Linked DNA regions of Homo sapiens: regions 1 and 3 are each linked to region 2. Evidence: chromatin loops called from intact Hi-C (ENCODE). Cell type or tissue: GM12878. All regions are shown on one strand. Region 1 has its middle 36 kb from the start of SNX29-AS3. Region 2 overlaps CPPED1 (calcineurin like phosphoesterase domain containing 1). Region 3 has its middle 15 kb from the start of CPPED1.

Region 1 (2,500 bases), 100 kb after region 2:
AGTGGGGACGAGAGGTGGGCAGATGGTGGACCTGATGATTCGCCTCAGAGGACATGTTAGGGAGGCTGGGCTTGGAGGGTACAAGGACGATGGGGGAGTGACATGATCCAATGGGCATTTCCAAAAGATGCCTCTAGCTCAGGTTCATGAACAGATTGGAGGGGAGCCCAAGGGTGGGGGTACCATTCTGGAGTGATAGAACCTTGGTCCCAATGGTGACAGGTGATGAGGACTTGGACTAAGGCAGTGACAGCAGGTGACAGCAATATGGTGGGCAGAGTCAAGAGTTCTATGTTGGCTGGGTGCAGTGGTTTATGCCTGTAATCCCAGCACTTTGGGAGGCTGCGGCGGACAGATCACAAGGTCAGGAGTTCGAACCAGCCTGGCCAACGTGGTGAAACCCCGTCTCTACTAAAAATACAAAAATTAGCCAGGAGTGGTGGCACGCACCTGTAGTCCCCAGCTATTGGGGAGGCTAAGGCAGAAGAATTAGTTGAACCTGGGAGGCGGAGGTTGCAGTGAGCCAAGATCATGCCACTGCACTCCAGCCTGGGGGACAGAGTGAGACTCTGTCTCAAAAAAAAAAAAAAAAAAAAAAAAAATTCAATGTTACCAATTCTTATGATCCAATCAAAACCTTTGATTTGACAGATGGGAAAGTGAGGTCAGAGAGATGACAGGGCTCATTCTAGATAATTCCATAATAGGATAAAGCAGAAGGAAAGAGAAACCAACTTGGCCCTAACAACCTGTGGTTTAAATGATAAACAAGACCAGAGGAGAAGAGAAAAGGAAATGAGGATGAGAGCATCAAGCAAAGATAAAAGAAGACACATCCAACGCACACACATACACACATGCTCGCATGCTCACAAATGAGAAGACCAAAAGGTCAGTGGCAAGTTGAAAAATAGATGGTGTAATTATAAAGCTGTCTGAAATGCCAGCCAGGGTCAGCCCTGTGACCCGTCCTTCCGTGCCTGGCAGGGACACTGGGGGAGGGCTGGGGAAAGCTGCCAACCTGCTTGACATTCAGCTTCTATGGCGGTGGGTGGAGGGAGCGTTCCATGCCATGCCTTGCCTCTGTTCTCCATGGCAGAATCTGGGACTTTCTCTCCAAGATAGCCGAAGCCTGTTGACAGCCTGTCCCAACTCTGTAGTCACGTGGAGAAAGGTTATTTCCAGCACCCCACTTTTAGCCACACATTAAACAGATGGGGTCCTTCCTTTTCCGTTGGTAATGATCCCCTGCCTCTAAAGAGGTGACTTTTTAGTGTCTTTCTTGAGAAAAGGAAATGGTGACTCACATCTCACCAGCCTGAAATAATTAGCTTCAGGCAAATGCATGTAGATATGGGTAAATACTTTAAAGTGAAGCCTTCTAATCAGTAGTCTCTACGTTTATCAGGAAACAAGCAGATGGTGTGAGGTTTTCTAAAAAACACAGAAATCAGAAACAAATAGTTCCATGACATCCTGGGTTAGACAGATCATTAATTGGGTACTAAATTCTACCGAAGGCTTAGGGAAGAATATATCATTCTGAAATGTTAGAGCTAGAAGGACCCTCTAAGAAAACGTAGTCTAGGGATGGCCAATAAATGACACTCTCACCATCACATTCCCCCTCATACCCACACCAGGCATTAATAATCTGTCACAGAACTACTGACCGCTGAGTCCTCCTAAAGACAGTATTCCAGGCATGCATTATCAATCACGGTTATCACCCAAGATCTGCATTGTCTTTATATAGTAAAATAAAATTTTAAAATTCAGTGCCTCAGTTACACTAGCCACCTTTCAAGTACTCAATAGCCACATGTGGCTATTGGATAGCACAGAATAGAACATTTCAATCATTGCAGAAAGTCCAGCTGGACAGCCCTAGAACCATATTTCCCAAATGGCAGTCATGTTTAATATATCATCTTCACACTTTTTGCCACATTGACTTGTTTTATTTATTTATTTATTTATTTATTTATTTATTTATTTTTATTTTTGAGACAGAGTCTCGCTCTGTTGCCAGGCTGGAGTGCAGTGGTGCAATCTCAGGTCACTACAACCTCCACCTCTCAGGCTCAAGAGATTCTCGTGCCCCACCCTCCCGAGTAGCTGGGATTACAGGCACGCGCCACCACACCCAGCTAATTTTTGTATTTTTAGTAGAGACGGGCTTTCACCATGTTGGCCAGGATGGTCTCAGATTCCTGACCTCAAGTGATCCGCCTGCCTTGGCCTCCCAAAATGCTGGGATTACAGGTGTGAGCCACCGCACCCGGCCACACATTGACTCTTTTTTACAAAAAAATTATCTAATAAGTAAATGTTTAAAATTATCAAAGGAAATGGAAAGCTAGTTTACTTTTTTGTTGTTGTTTTTTTTTTGAGACCGAATCTCACTCTATCACCCAGGCTGGAGTGCAGTGACACGATCTTGGCTCACTACAACATCTGCCTCCTGGGTTCAAGTAATTCTCATGCCTCAGCTTTCTAA
Region 2 (2,500 bases):
TATTTTCATGTTGTGGCTGGTTGGATCTTCTATCCTGATCACTAAAACTTTCTTCATATCAGCCATAAGGCTGTTTCACTTTCCTATCATTTGTGTGTTTACTGGAGTAGCACTGTTAATTTCCTTAAGAACACTCTGCTGGAACACTTGCTGCCAACAAAAAGAAGGGTTATTAGATAGGAAGGTAGCCACCTCTCCCTGAGAACATTCCTCTGCTTCCCTCCAGAGGTAAGTATTATCTTTAAGAGTTTTGGGTTTTTGATTGTATCTCTCTATATTTTTATTACAGGCATACCTTATTTTATTGGGCTTCTCTTGATTGTACTTTATAGATACTGTGTTTTTTTACATATTGAAGGTTTGTGGCAACCATGCATCCAGCATCATTTTTTCTGTTTTTTTTGTTGTTGTTGTTTGTTTGTTTGTTTTTCCTTTTTTGAGACAGAGTCTTGCTCTGTCACCCAGGCTGGAGTGCAGTGGCACAGTCTTGGCTCGCTGCAACCTCCACCTCTCAAGTTCAAGGATTTCTCCTGCCTCAGCCTCCCGAGTAGCTGGTATAGACATGAGGCACCACGCCTGGCTAATTTTTGTACTTTTAGTAGAGACAGGATTTCACCATGTTGGCCTGGCTGGTCTTAAACTCCTGACCGCAAGTGATCCGCCCACCTCAGCCTCCCAAAGTACTGGGACTATAGGCGTGAGCCACTGCGCCCGGCCTCTGTTAGCATCATTTTTTCAACAGCATATTCTTACATCTTGGTAATTCTTGCAATATTTTGAACTTTTTCTTCTTTACTATATCTGTTATGGTGATCTGTGATCGGTGATCTTTGATGGTGTGATCATTCTGGGGTGCCACAAACCATGTCCATTTAAGGTGGCAAATATAATAGATAAATGGGTGTGTTCTGACTGCTCCACTGAGTGGCCATTTCCCTGTCTCTCTCCCTCTTTTGGGGCCTCCTTATTTCCTGAATCACACTAATAATGAAATTAGGTCACTTACTAACCCTATACTGGCTTCTAAGCGTTCAAATGAAAGGAAGAGTCATACATCCTTTGCCTTAAATAGAAAGCTAGAAATGATTAAGCTTAGTGAGAAAGGTATGTCAGAAACTGAGAGAGGCTGAAAGCTAGGCTTCTTGTGCCAAACAGCCAGGTTGTGGTTGCAAAGGAAAAGTTCTTAAAGGAAACTAACAAGTGCTAGCGATTCCTCTAAACACATAAATGATAAGAAAGTGAAACAGCCTTATTGCTGATATGGAGAAAGTTTTAGTGGTCGGGATGGAAGATCAAACCAGCCACAACATTCCCTTAAGCCAAAGTCTAAGGTTCACGAGGTTTAAGGAAAGAAGCCATCTCCACAACAGAAACGTTTAATGTATTTAAGAAATACGTTTCATAAAGCTGTAGCTGCCATAGATAGTGACTCCTTGGATGGATCTGGGCAAAGTAAACTGAAAACCTTCTGGAAAGGATTCACCATTCTAGATGCCATTAAGAACATTCGTGATTCTGCCAGGCGCGGTGCCTCATGCATGTAATCCCAGCACTTTGGAAGCCCAAGGCAGGCAGCTCATTTGAGGTCAGGGGTTCAAGACCAGCCTGGTCAACATGATGAAATCCCCCGTCTCTACTAAAAATACAAAAATTAGCCAGGTATGGTGGCGGATGCCTGTAATTCAAGCTACTTGGGAGGCTGAGAGGAGAATCACTTGAACCTGGGAGGCGGAGGTTGCAGTGAGCTGAGATTGCACCACTACACTCTAGCCTGGGTGTAGAGTGAGACTCCATCTAAAACAAACAAACAAACAAAATTTGTGATTCGTGGGAGGAGGTTAAAATATTAACATTAACAGGAGTTTGGAAGAAGTCGATTCCAGTCATCATGGATGACTTCGAAGGGTTTAAGACTTCAGTAGAAGACAGAACTGCAGATGTGGTAGAGATAGCAAGACAGCTGGAATTAAAAGTGGAGTCTGAAGATGTGACTGAATTGCAATCTCATGATCAAAACTTGAACAGATGAGGAGTTGCGTCTTATGGAATGAAGAAAGAGAGTGGTTTATTGGGATGGAATCTACTCTTGGTGAAGATGCTGCGAACATTGCTGAAATGACAACAAAGAATTTAGAGTATTCCATAAACTCACAATGCAGTGGCATTGTTTCAGATAATTCACTGCAATTTGGAAGGACATTCTGTAGATGAAATGCTATTAAACAAAACAGCTTTACATGCTACAGAGAAATCTTTCATGGAAGGAAGAGTCAGTTGATACAGACAACTTCATGGTTGTCTTATTTTAAGAAATTGCCCCAGCCACCCCACCTTTCAGCAGCTAGCGTCCTCATCAGTCAGAGGTCATGAACATCAAGGCAAGGCCCTCTACTAGCAAAAAGATTGTGATTCACTGAAGGCTCAGATGATTGCTAGCATTTTTTTTTTTAGCAATAAAGTATTTTTAATTAAGGTATGTATTTTTTTTAGACATAATGCT
Region 3 (2,500 bases), 69 kb before region 2:
AGTGCAGTGGAGTGACCTTGGCTCATTGCAACCTCCGCCTCCCAGGTTCAAGCAATTCTCCTGCCTCAGCCTCCTGAGTAGCTGGGATTATAGGCGCACACCACCACACCCGGCTAATTTTTGTATTTTTAGTAGAAATGGGGTTTCTCCATGTTGGCCAGACTGGTCTCAAACTCCTGACCTCAGGTGATCCACCTGCTTTGGCCTCCCAAAATGCTAGGACTACAGGCATAAGCCATGGCGCCCAGACTCTTTTTCTTTCTTTCTCTTCTTTTTTTTAAGATAAAATTGACTTTTCCCAGTATCCCATTTCTAAGAGCAGAATCATTTTTTCTCGATTTTCTCAGGCTAGAAACCCAAGCCTGTGATTTCTGTCTTGCTGTCTTTCTCATTGCATCCCTCCCTTCATTTCTTCTTCATTCCGACTTCCAGACCCTTACATTTAGCCACTTCAGGGCTCAGTTGCTCTCCTCATGCTCAGTTCCTTTCAACCACAACCATGGTTTGTCTGTCTTAAAACAGCTCCTCTACCTAGCTGATACGGTTTTGCTGTGTCCCCACCCAAATCTCATTTTGAATTGGAACAGTCCCCACGTGTCAAGGGCAGGGAGAGGTGGAGATAATTGAATCATAGAGGCGGTTTCCCCCATAGTGTTCTCGTGGTAGTGAATAAGTCTCATGAGATCTGATGGTTTTATAAATGGGAGTTCCCCCGCACACGCTCTCTTGCCCGCCACCACGTAAGATATCCCTTTGCTCTTCCTTTGCCTTCCACCATGATTGTGAGGCCTCCCCAGCCATGTGGAACTGTGAGTCCATTAAACCTCTTCCCTTTGTAAATTACCCAGTCTTGGGTATGTCTTTATTAGCCGCATGAAAATGGACTAATACACTAGTACTCAAGGTTCTCCACCATCTGGCCCCATTAACCACCCAGGGATGTATTCTCTTCCCTTCCCTCCTCGCACAGTCTGTTACCCACTCTCACCTCCAGGGGGCGCGCAAGACCCTCCTCCCTTTCCGCCAGTTGACTTTGTTGACCAAAGATCGCAATTGAGCCACATTAAGGGGATGAAGGCAGAGCACAAGATCAGAAGTAAATTCTGATTCCTCCCCCTCTTGAAAGCATCCTGGCCAGTTTCATCTATTTCATACAGGTTAAATAATGTATTTAACATTTAATATAAATTAACTTATTTTAATTAATATAAATTAATTTAATTAATAAATTAATTATTGATGTAAATTAATGTTTAATGCTGATAATAATAACAGTTACTTTTTTTATGAGACAGAGTCTCGCTCTGTTGCCCAGGTTGGAGTGCAGTGGCGCGATCTTAGCTCACTGCAGCCTCCCTCTCCAGGGTTCAAGCAATTCTCCTGCATCAGCCTCCCTAGCAGCAGCTGGGATTACAGGAACGCACCACCATGCCTGGCTAATTTTTGTATTTTTTGTTGAGACAGGGTTTCACCATGTTGGCCAGGCTGGTCTCAAACTCCTGACCTCAAGTGATCTGCCTGCCTCCACCTCCCAAAGTGCTGGGATTGCAGGCGTGAGCCACTGTGCCTGGCCCAGGTACCATTTTTGAGAGCTAACCACGTGCAGGTCAATGTGTGTTTTCCTGCAGTTTCTTATTTCATTTCCCCCAAAACTCTATGAAGTATTTCATTTTGAAGATGAAGACACTGTGGTTGAGAAAGACTAGGGGACTTATTCAAGGTTATATGGCCAGTGGTGGGGCTGAGATGCTACCCAGTTCTGTGGCCTCCAAGCTCTCAATCTACGTGTGATGCCTTCCCACAGCCCTGGTGGTGGGACCCACGTCTAACTTCTTTGCATCCTTCACGCTGCCTCAGATTTCTCATCCATCAAATGGCAACAATAACAATCTGTATTAGTTTCCCATGGCTGCCATTATACAGTACCACAAACTGGGTGACTTAAGATAGCAGAAATAGACTCACTCTCATATCTGGAGGCCAGGAGTCTGTGATCAAGGTATTGGTGGTGCCATACTTCCTCTAAAGGCTCCAGGGGAGAATCCTTCCTTGTCTTGCCTCTTCCTAGTTTCTGGTGTTTTGTTTTGTTTTGTTTTGTTTTGTTTTTGAGATGGGAGTTTCACTCTTGTTGCCCAGGCTGGATTGCAGTGGTGTAATCTCGGCTCATTGCAACCTCTGCCTCCCCGGTTCAAGCAATTCTCCTGCCTCAGCCTCTCAAGTAGCTGGGTCTACAGGCTTGTACCACCATGCCCAGCTAATTTTGTATTTTTAGTAGAGACAGGGCTTTTCCATGTTGGTCAGCCTGGTCTTGGACTCCTGACCTCAGGTGATCCACCCACCTCAGCCTCCCAAAGTGCTGCGATTAAAGGTGTGAGCCACGACGCCCAACCAGTTTTGTTTTTTTAATGGTCTTGCTCTGTTGTCTAGGCTAGAGTGCAGTGGTGTGATCTCAGCTCACTGCTACCTCTGCCTCCTAAGCTCAAGCAATTCTCCCGCCTCA

The links. A loop is a pair of places that touch in the nucleus more often than their neighbours do. Peaks named below come from ENCODE experiments on the same cell type or tissue, not always from the same donor. Only the 100,000 strongest peaks of a DNase experiment are listed, where the experiment ranks them.
Region 1: it touches region 2 in a loop (4-fold over the local background); 2 of 110 quality-filtered maps call a loop at or near these places.
Region 3: a loop joins it to region 2, with 2.8 times the contacts of the local background. A loop is called at or near these places in 6 of 110 quality-filtered maps.

Annotation. Positions count from the first base shown.
Region 1 is chr16:12,645,441-12,647,940 of GRCh38, reverse strand. No RefSeq gene overlaps it. Among named protein-coding and RNA genes, the nearest start is that of SNX29-AS3, 36 kb to the right of the region's middle. In GM12878, no CTCF peak of the experiment used is centred here; DNase peaks (open chromatin) are centred at 860 and 1,240; H3K27ac peaks cover 285 bases.
Region 2 is chr16:12,748,906-12,751,405 of GRCh38, reverse strand. All of the region lies in intron 2 of CPPED1 (calcineurin like phosphoesterase domain containing 1), which reads left to right. The region is part of intron 1 of LOC105371090 (a long non-coding RNA gene); the gene reads right to left. Among named protein-coding and RNA genes, the nearest start is that of MIR4718, 30 kb to the right of the region's middle. In GM12878, no CTCF peak of the experiment used is centred here; a DNase peak (open chromatin) is centred at 1,095; H3K4me3 peaks cover 620 bases; H3K27ac peaks cover 1,268 bases.
Region 3 is chr16:12,818,034-12,820,533 of GRCh38, reverse strand. No RefSeq gene overlaps it. Among named protein-coding and RNA genes, the nearest start is that of CPPED1, 15 kb to the right of the region's middle. RefSeq lists a silencer at 920-999. In GM12878, a CTCF peak has its summit at 993 (motif pointing right); a DNase peak (open chromatin) is centred at 1,053.